2 separate regions of the Homo sapiens genome follow, and region 1 is linked to region 2. A link is an interaction called in ENCODE POLR2A ChIA-PET data of the cell type or tissue named here. Cell type or tissue: OCI-LY7. All regions are shown on one strand. Each heading gives the region's core, and the rest is flanking DNA. Links, peaks and the distances in the headings are about the cores only.

Region 1 (4,394 bases), core at 92-4,091, 310 kb after region 2:
GCTTGGGCCTCGGGAAGTGGAGTGGCTGGGCCTCCACCTCCCTCCAGCCTGGGCTGGAAGTGGGGGATGGGGGATCCCAGGCCGTGCCCCCGGAAAAGAGGAGGAGGTGGCGCAGGGCTGGGGCTTTTGGGGGCTGAGGTCTCTGCACGCATTCATTCCCTCCTTGAGGATGTATCTGAGCATCTGCTACGTGCCTGGCCCTGTACTAGGCCCTGGAGGCCAAGTGTGAAGTAGGGGATGCTTTAGGAAAAAGGCCCAGCAAAGCACTGCCTTTAAGAAGCTCACTTTCTAGTGAGGGGAGCCCACCCCGTCCAAGAAAGACAAAGATGATAATTCCAAATAGCTAGAATGCTGTGAGGACAATAAAATAGGGTGATGGGTGGGGTAGCAGCCTGTGAGGAATGAGAGACTGTGTTCAGTAGGGTGGGCAGGGCAGGGAAGGCCTCTCTGAGCAGGCGCCCTTTGAGCCGGGACCAGAATGGATGAGAGGGAGCAGCTGTGTAAGCATCGGGGGGAAGAGCATCCCAGACAGAGGGACTCATTGCTTGCCTCTGCCTCTAGAACAGGCCCTTAGGAAAATCCCGGCAGTCGCCTGTGCTCAGGGCCAGGCTTTCCATGGTTGCCACAACACCCAGGGCAGCTTGGAGGGGAACTGGCCTGAGGGCCAAAGTCTGAGGAGCAGGTGGGCAGGGTCTCTGACCATGTCCTAGAGCCAAGGCCCTGGTGCATGCCCCCTCCCCACTGCCCCCTCCACCCCTCACTCCTGTTCCACATGTCCTCACCCCAACCCTCACACTTAGCTGCCTGGCTGCCCACAGCCCGTAGCTCTGCACATCCAGGAACAACCAGACAGAAGGGCAGGATTCGGGCATTCTTCAGAGGCCATCTCCCCTCGATCTTTAAGGGTAGGGGAAGCGGAGGGGAGCAGGGGTGGAAGGGAGAGAGGCATCTCCAGCACCATCCGCTCTCCCAGCATTCGCTCAGCCACCCTGGCCCATGTCTGAGCCATGAGGTTTGAGCATAGCTGCTTCTCCACATGGCTCTCCCAGGCCTGGTTATCCTGAAGAAAAAGGAAGCACGCTACCCGCTCCTTGCTAAAAGCATTCCACGGCCTTCACCTCCCTCCACAGGTCTGCACAGCTGGTGGGAGAGGGACAGTGACAGGTTCCTAGTCTTGGCACTTACCCCCTCCCTGGATGGAATGGGTGGAGGGGTTCCCGCCTCTTTGTTCTCCATCCTTGTTCAGGTGGGAGAACAGGTGTGCTCTACCTCCCAAGTGACACCTGCTCTGCGCCAGCCACCTAAAGACCGGCTGTTTCTCCCCTGGGCCTACCTGGCTTTATGATCCTTTTGCTCTCTGGACCCTGCTGACTTTCCCCAGGAGCAAATTCTCCTTGGAAATGTTGATAAGACACACGTTGCCAGTGCACAAATCATACACAGCACGAATTTCGTCTTTGCACCCACCAAGCCCCAAGCCGAAAGCTCCCTAGTTGCACCAAGGAGAGAGAAAAAACATTGCCTGACATTGGTCCGCAGAAATGAGGACTTTCAGAGACCCAGTGAGGCTGTGACCTGGATCTAGGATGCTTTTTCTGTGTCATTTTTCCATGTATGCCTCTTTTTTTTTTGAGACAGGGTCTTCCTTTGTTGCCCAGGCTGGAGTGCAGTGGCGCAATCTCAGCTCACTGCAACCTCGGCTTCCTGGGCTCAAGCTATTCTCCTGCCTTAGCTTCCCAAGTAGCCGGGATTATAGGCACGTGCCGCCACACCCAGCTTTTTTTTTTTTTTTTTTTTTTTTTTGAGGTGGAGTCTCGCTTTGTCGCCCAGGCTGGAGTGCGGTGGCGCAATCTCAGCTCACTGCAAGCTCTGCCTCCCGGGTTCACGCCATTCTCCTGTCTCAGCCTCCTGAGTAGCTGGGACCACAGGTGCCTGCCACCATGCCTGGCTAATTTTTTTTTTGTATTTTTAGTAGAGACGGGGTTTCACCGTGTTAGCCAGGATGGCCTGGATCTCCTGACTTCATGATCTGCCCGCCTCGGCCTCCCAAAGTGCTGGGATTACAGGCGTGAGCCACCGTACCCAGCCTTTTTTTGTGTGTTTTTAGTAGAGATGAGGTTTCACCATGTTGGCCAGGCTGGTCTAGAACTCCTGACCTCTAGTGATCCGCCTGCCTTGGCCTCCCAAAGTGCTGGGCTTACAGGCATGAGCCACCGCACCTGGCTTTTTTTTTTTTTTTAACTTTTATTTTAGGTTCAGGGTATATGTGAAGGTTTGTTACATAGGTAAACTCGTGCCACGGGGGTTTGTTGTACAGATTATTTCATCACCCAGGTATTAAGCCCACTTCCCAGTGTTTGTTTGCTGCTCCTCTCCCTCCTCCCACCCTCCAGCCGGAAGTAGATCCCAGTGTTTGCTGTTCCTTTCTGTGTGTTCCTAGGTTCTTCATATATGCCTCCTCTTGTGCATTTGGACTAATTGTCCATTTGGGGGAAAGAACAAATTAAACACTTTCAGAAAAACACAGTTATTATTTCTAATTACACTAAATAGTGTTAAATAAGTCAATAAAATATTGGACAAAGGTGCTTATTTCAGAATCATTTCTACTAGCATTTTTTTTTTAAAGTAGAGAATGATTGAATAAATTAGGAGTAACTAATTGATTGGAATGCCAGACTTCTGTTTCAAAGGATAATTATGAAATGTGGGAACATGGAAACATTAACATGTTTTTTAATTAACATGACCTTTAAGAGAAGTGATCAAAGCAGAATACACATAGTATACCTGGGGAAGGCCAGGGTGCGGTGGTTCATGCCTATAAGCACAGCACAATGAGAGGCTGAGTGGGTGGAGGATTGCTTGAGCTCAGGAGTTCAAGACCAGCCAGGGCAACATGGTGAAACCTCATCTCTACCAAAAATACAAAAATCAGCTGGGCATGGTGGCATGCCCCCGTGGTCCCAGCTACTTGGGAGGCTGAGGTAGGAGGATCACTGGAAAACAGGAGGCTGAGGCTGCAGTGAGGCATGATCACACCACTGCACTCCAGCCTGGGTGATAGAGCGAGAACCTGTTTCAAAAAAAAAAAAAAAAAAAAAAAGGATACCTGGGGGAAAATGTGTTTGCCCATGGGTGGTAACAGGTGGGTAAATGACAAGACTGAGAGAATGAAAGGTCCTTATTTATGTTTATCCTGCTCCTGCTCCTGACTATGTTGTAGGTATTTTCTCTCTCTCTCTCTTTTTTTTTTTTTTTGAGACAAAGTGTTGCTGTGTTGCCCAGGCTGGAGTGCAGTGGCGTGGTCATGGCTGACTGTCGCTTCCGGCCTCCAGTGTTCAAGCAATCCTCATGCCTCGGCCTCCCAAGTAGCTGGGATTACAGGCGTGCCCCACCATGCCCAGCTAATTTTTGCATTTTTTTTGTTTTTTAGACAGAGTCTCACTCTATTGCCCAGGCTGGAGTGCAGTGGCCAGGAGGAGGAGGTGGCACAGGGCTAGGCGCTCTTGGGGGTGAGAGGCATGTGGTCTCATATGCCTTGGTTCACTGCAACCTCCGCCTCCTGGGTTCAAGTGTTCTGCCTCAGCCTCCTGAGTAGCTGGGACTACAGGCGTGTGCCACTATGCCTGGCTAACTTTCATATTTTTGGTAGAGAGGAGATTTTATAATATAGGCCAGGCTGGTCTCAAATTCCTGACCTCAGGTGATCCACCCTCCTCGGCTTCCCAAAATGCTGGGATTACAGGTGTGAGCCACCTTGCCTGACCATGTATTTTCAATAGAGATGGAGTTTCAGCATGTTGGCCAGGCTGGCGTTGAACTCCTGGCCTCAAATGATCTGTCCACTGCGGCTTCCCAAAGTACTGGTGTTAGAGGTGTGAGCCTCTGCACCCTGCCTGTTGTAGGTATTCTCTAAAGGGATAGGCATTTTCTCCACTCTGCTCCTCCCTCCTTTCTGAGTCCTCACCAGCAGGGTCATTAACATTCATATTTTTACTAACAGTCTGTTCAAGGTAATCTAGGCTTTTTATAGCATGCTTCTAAAAATTCTCCCAGCCTCTTCTCATTGTGCAATGCTAAAGCCATTTACATACTTTTAGCTATTTAGGTATTAACAGCAGCACTCCATTTCCCAATACCAAAATCTCTATATTAGTTTTCTATGGCTTTTGTAACAAATTACCAAAAACGTAGTGGCTTAAAACAACACATATTTATCATCTTAGGGGTCTACGTGTCATAAGTCTGACATGGGTCTCACTGGGCTAAAATAAAGGAATCTGCCATGTTACGACACAGCAGGAAGGTCCTCACCAGATGCAGCTCCTCAATCTTGGACTTCAGCCTCCAGAATCATGAGCCAAACACACTTCTGTTGCTTATAAATTGCC
Region 2 (4,394 bases), core at 150-4,149:
CTCCAGAAAACAAAAAATACAACTTTCCACTAGGCTCCCGGGGGCATCACAGCAAACTGTTATGACATTAGTCATCAATCGAAGGTCAGGCCTGGAGGTTTTAGTTTTTGGAAGTGTGCAGCCGTCTCATGGATGTAGCCCTAAACCAACTTCAGACAGAGAGCAAGACCTCTTAGATAGCACATGCTTTAAATATGTTTAAGGACATTTTCATTTTTATTTCAAAACTCACTAGAGATCTCAGACTGTGCAGATCAAATTATTAAATTCCAATAGAGCGATACGTTGAAAAGCCAAAGCAGGGTTAAGAAGAGAAATTTCTCGTTTGGAAAAGGGTTTTACAGATTTAAAAACAAACAGTTTTGTGGAAGAAAGAGCTCAGGGATGCAGGGCCTCAATGGGATGTTTAAAATGAGGCCCCTCGTGTATTTTGAACTGATGATATATGATAAAATCAGTGTGGAGATCCAGCCAAATGTACTGGAAGTAATCTTAAGGATAACTCAAAACCACAACTGAAATCAATATCCTAAGAATTCAAAATATTAACCAGACAGATAATTGTATGACTTATTAAAATAATGTACACAAATTCAAAATATAATTTTGCCCTTTATTATTATTAGGACATGTTTTCTCTAGTATTATGCCGCCAATAAATGAAAATACTTTAAAATAAAATTACACACGTGTATTTCAGAAAAAAATACATACATTTAAATGTTTCAAAAAATTAAATGAGTACCATTTGCCAGTCTCAGCATCAGAGGTAGCATTACAGATCCAGGAACTGCCTGCCTAAAAGCCAATAACTGCTCTCTAGAAAATGCCAGAAGACTCCAGTTAAAAATATACACTCAAACATTATATAATACATTGGCTAAAACAAAAATCAAAAGCCACAGATTCGAGAATGTTTGATCTGCACAACACAGGGTGGTTTCTTGTGTTTTCTTCTGAAGGGATTAGAAGTGAGTGAGACTGTCATAAAGACAAATGCTGAACATACATTCTGGAGTTTAATTTTAACTAAAAGAGCAAATACTTGGGCTGCAGGAAACAACAACTGAGTGAGTACAAAGGAAGGCATGGGCTAACTTCTAACGTTTACATCATCTGATTAATTCCAACAATAAAATCTAAACACTGATCATCCCCTCCAATCTTCAGAGCAAGCTGACTCTACAGTGAAGAATACGAGAGCCCTATCAGCTGACTCTGGTATGTTTAAACGATTATAATGTAAAGCATGTTCATTCTCTTAAGTGAAAGGAAATGACTGCCAAATGCTTCCTTCACAATCTCTCCAGAATAGGGCAGGTCCTTTAATGTGAGATTTTCCTGACATTCCAATTGTAGCAGACATTGAACAAACAGAGACGCATTAAAAGCCGACCTGGTTCTATTATCTTTTATTGAAGGCCTAGCAAAGATCAGACATGAGCCCTGTGCTATTTACATTTTTTGGTGCATTAATCACTTTTATACTCAAGGGCTTTAGAAAAATTCAATGGATTTTTTTTTTTAATGAAAAACAAAATAAAAAAAAAACACAGGATGTAACCACAGCTATATTGGTCTTTTTCTCAGGAAGGTCAGAAAAGCTTTAAAAACAGGAAGTCTGTGCTATAAGGTTGAGAAATGTTTGTTTTAACAGCCTAAGGCGTCATGGTTGCAGTTTGCAGTCAGCTGCTATGGAGGACTATAGTTTATTCTTCCCAGCCAAGGATTAATGTCCCTAGGGAAAAGGCCAAAAAGGTACTCATATAACTAGAAAAGCACATTATCCTAAAATAAGACTTGTTATAAAATCTGAATCATAAATCTTACAAGATACCTTTCAACATTAAATAGGAACTAATTTAGTAACTGGAGGAGGAACAGTTTGTCTTTTGTGGTAATTTATAAAGGCTAAGGAAAAACCATAGTAACCAATGCTAAGACAACCTCCTAGAAACAATTAGCAGTGGGTTAAGAATTGGTGCTTGCCATTTGATACAAGTTTTCTATTGATTACCTCTATTTTAATCATTATACTAATATTAATTATTAAAATCAAATGTAAAAATGACACTCTTGCTTGAATGCAAATTCTTGCAAAAAAGGCAGATTAACTTTAAAAATGTTTTATCCCTAACAAAATGGTTGGTCTCTGCTTTTAAGAAAAAAATTTTTTTTAATTAAAAACTTTGGCCAGGCACAGTGGCTCACATCTATAATCCTAGCACTTTGGGAGGCTGAGGTGGGCGGATCACCTGAGGTCAGGAGTTCAAGACCAGCCTCGCCAACACGGTGAAACCCCATCTCTACTAAAAATACAAAAATTAGCTGGGCGTGATGGCAGGCACCTGTAGTCCCAGCTACTTGGGAGGCTGAGGCAGAAGAACCACTTGAACCCGGGAGGCAGAGCCTGTAGGGAGCCGAGATTGTACCACTGCACTCCAGCCTGGGCAACAAGAGCAAAACTCCATCTCAAAAATAATGATGATGATAATAATAATAATAGTAATTGCAAACTTCAACTACAGTGCTAAACAGTCTTAACATACCTAACATTAAAGGTATTTTATTTCAAAAATTACAATTTTCTGATTCCATTCTTTATACTTAGCTTACACAGGCAATCAAAATGAGGCTTTTTCATGGTGGACTCCATTTTAAATGGAATTAAACGTTATATTATGAAAACTTTAAGCCAAAAATATCCAAATATTAATATTAAAATACACATAGCACATGAATTTAAAATTCATTTGGCTTTTAAAGGGTAGTGATTGGAAAAATCCTATCATGATAAAGTGCTTTAAAATACAAACATAAATGGCTAATACCACAAAGTTTGCCATTCACCCCAAGAAGTAATTTTCTATTTGATAGTTATAGCTATCTTTAAATTTTTAAATATTTATTTCTACAATATCTCTAGAGAGGATTGAACTACTGCCATTTAACAGATGGGAGTAAAATGAAATTCTCTCAACTTTATCTTTTCCCTTATGGTTCAGAAGACATCACTCTAATAACTTTATCTTTCCAAGGGGCATCATTCAAGTAACAACTCATCCTAAAAGGCCCATACTGGCTTTCAGTTGAGTGTATTCTGTATTATGCTCTGGCGTCTTTCCTGAAAATTGGAAGACAATAGAGTAACGCCTTCAAATTTTTGAGGAAAATAGTCTCCAACCTACAGTTCTATACCCGGCCAAACTGTGAGATAATCAAGGATGAGCATAAAATAAAGACATTTTCAGACACACACAGCCTCAAAACATTTACTTCCCATGTACCCTTCTCAGGAAAATACTTCACAAACAACAGAGGGAACCCCAACCAAGAAGCCATGAAAAATGATCTGAGAGTCATATGAAAGGGAAGTCTTCTTCCAACAACTCAGTGGCAGATCTAGACACCAAAATGAGGCAATGGGTTCCAGGAGGATAGCACCAAGGCTGATCTATAGATTAATATTTTCCATTACACTGATTTTCCAATAGTTCTGTTGGAAAATTTAAGGGTGATTTAGAGACGGGGCATACAAAACAAAACAAAGAATCAAAAGAGAGACAATTATTAATTCCAGGAAAGAAGTTGTACAAGAAATGTAATTCAATCATACCACAATTTTTTTTTTTAAGACGGAGTCTCACTCTGTCGCCAAGCCGGAATGCAGTGGAGCGATCCTGGCTCACTGCAACCTCCGCCTCCTGGGTTCAAGTGATTCTCCTGCCTCAGCCTCCCGAATAGCTGGGACTACAGGCGTGCGCTACCACGCCTGGCTAATTTTTGTATTTTTAGTAGGGATGGGGTTTCACCATGTTCGCCAGGATGCTCTCAATCTCTTGACCTTATGATCTGCCCGTCCTGGCCTCCCAAAGTGCCGGGATTACAGTCGTGAGCCACCACGCCCAGCCCACAATATTTGTTTTAAGCTATAACAATATATACATGCCTATAATAATATAAACATTCGGCTGGGTGCGGTGGCTCACACCTGTAATCCCAGCACTTTGGGAGGCCGAGGCGGGCAGATCACCTGAGGTCAGGAGTTCGAGACCAGCCTGACCAACATGGTGAAACCCCGTCTCTACTAAAAACACAAAATTAGCCAGGCGTGGTGGCAGGCGCCTGTAATCCGTGCTACTGGGGAGGCTGAGGCAGGAGAATCGCTTGAACCCAGGAGGCGGAGGTTTTGGTAAGCCGAGATTGCACCATTGCATTCCAGCCTGGGCAACAAGAGCGAAACTCCGTCTTAATAATAATAATAATATAAACATTCAATACTGATTTAACCACAAATGGTGATATTACCACAATGAGAAGGAAGAGGAAGAGGAGAAAGTAGAAGATATATAAAAGGTGACGGGCTGGCAAGGAGGCTCACATCTGTAATCCTA

What was found. Peaks named below come from ENCODE experiments on the same cell type or tissue, not always from the same donor. Only the 100,000 strongest peaks of a DNase experiment are listed, where the experiment ranks them.
Region 1: POLR2A ChIA-PET joins it to region 2 with 5 read pairs; 2 of 35 experiments call an interaction of 5 or more read pairs at or near these places.

What each region holds. Positions count from the first base shown.
Region 1 is chr1:9,025,110-9,029,503 of GRCh38, forward strand. It overlaps SLC2A7 (solute carrier family 2 member 7), which reads right to left and starts at 1,314. Exons shown (of 12, transcript NM_207420.3): 1 at 1,186-1,314. The coding sequence starts at 1,236. In OCI-LY7, for the core only: no CTCF peak of the experiment used is centred there; no DNase peak of the experiment used is centred there.
Region 2 is chr1:8,711,261-8,715,654 of GRCh38, forward strand. The region is part of intron 1 of RERE (arginine-glutamic acid dipeptide repeats); the gene reads right to left. Among named protein-coding and RNA genes, the nearest start is that of RERE, 100 kb to the right of the region's middle. In OCI-LY7, for the core only: no CTCF peak of the experiment used is centred there; a DNase peak (open chromatin) is centred at 1,661; H3K4me3 peaks cover 1,101 bases; H3K27ac peaks cover 2,332 bases.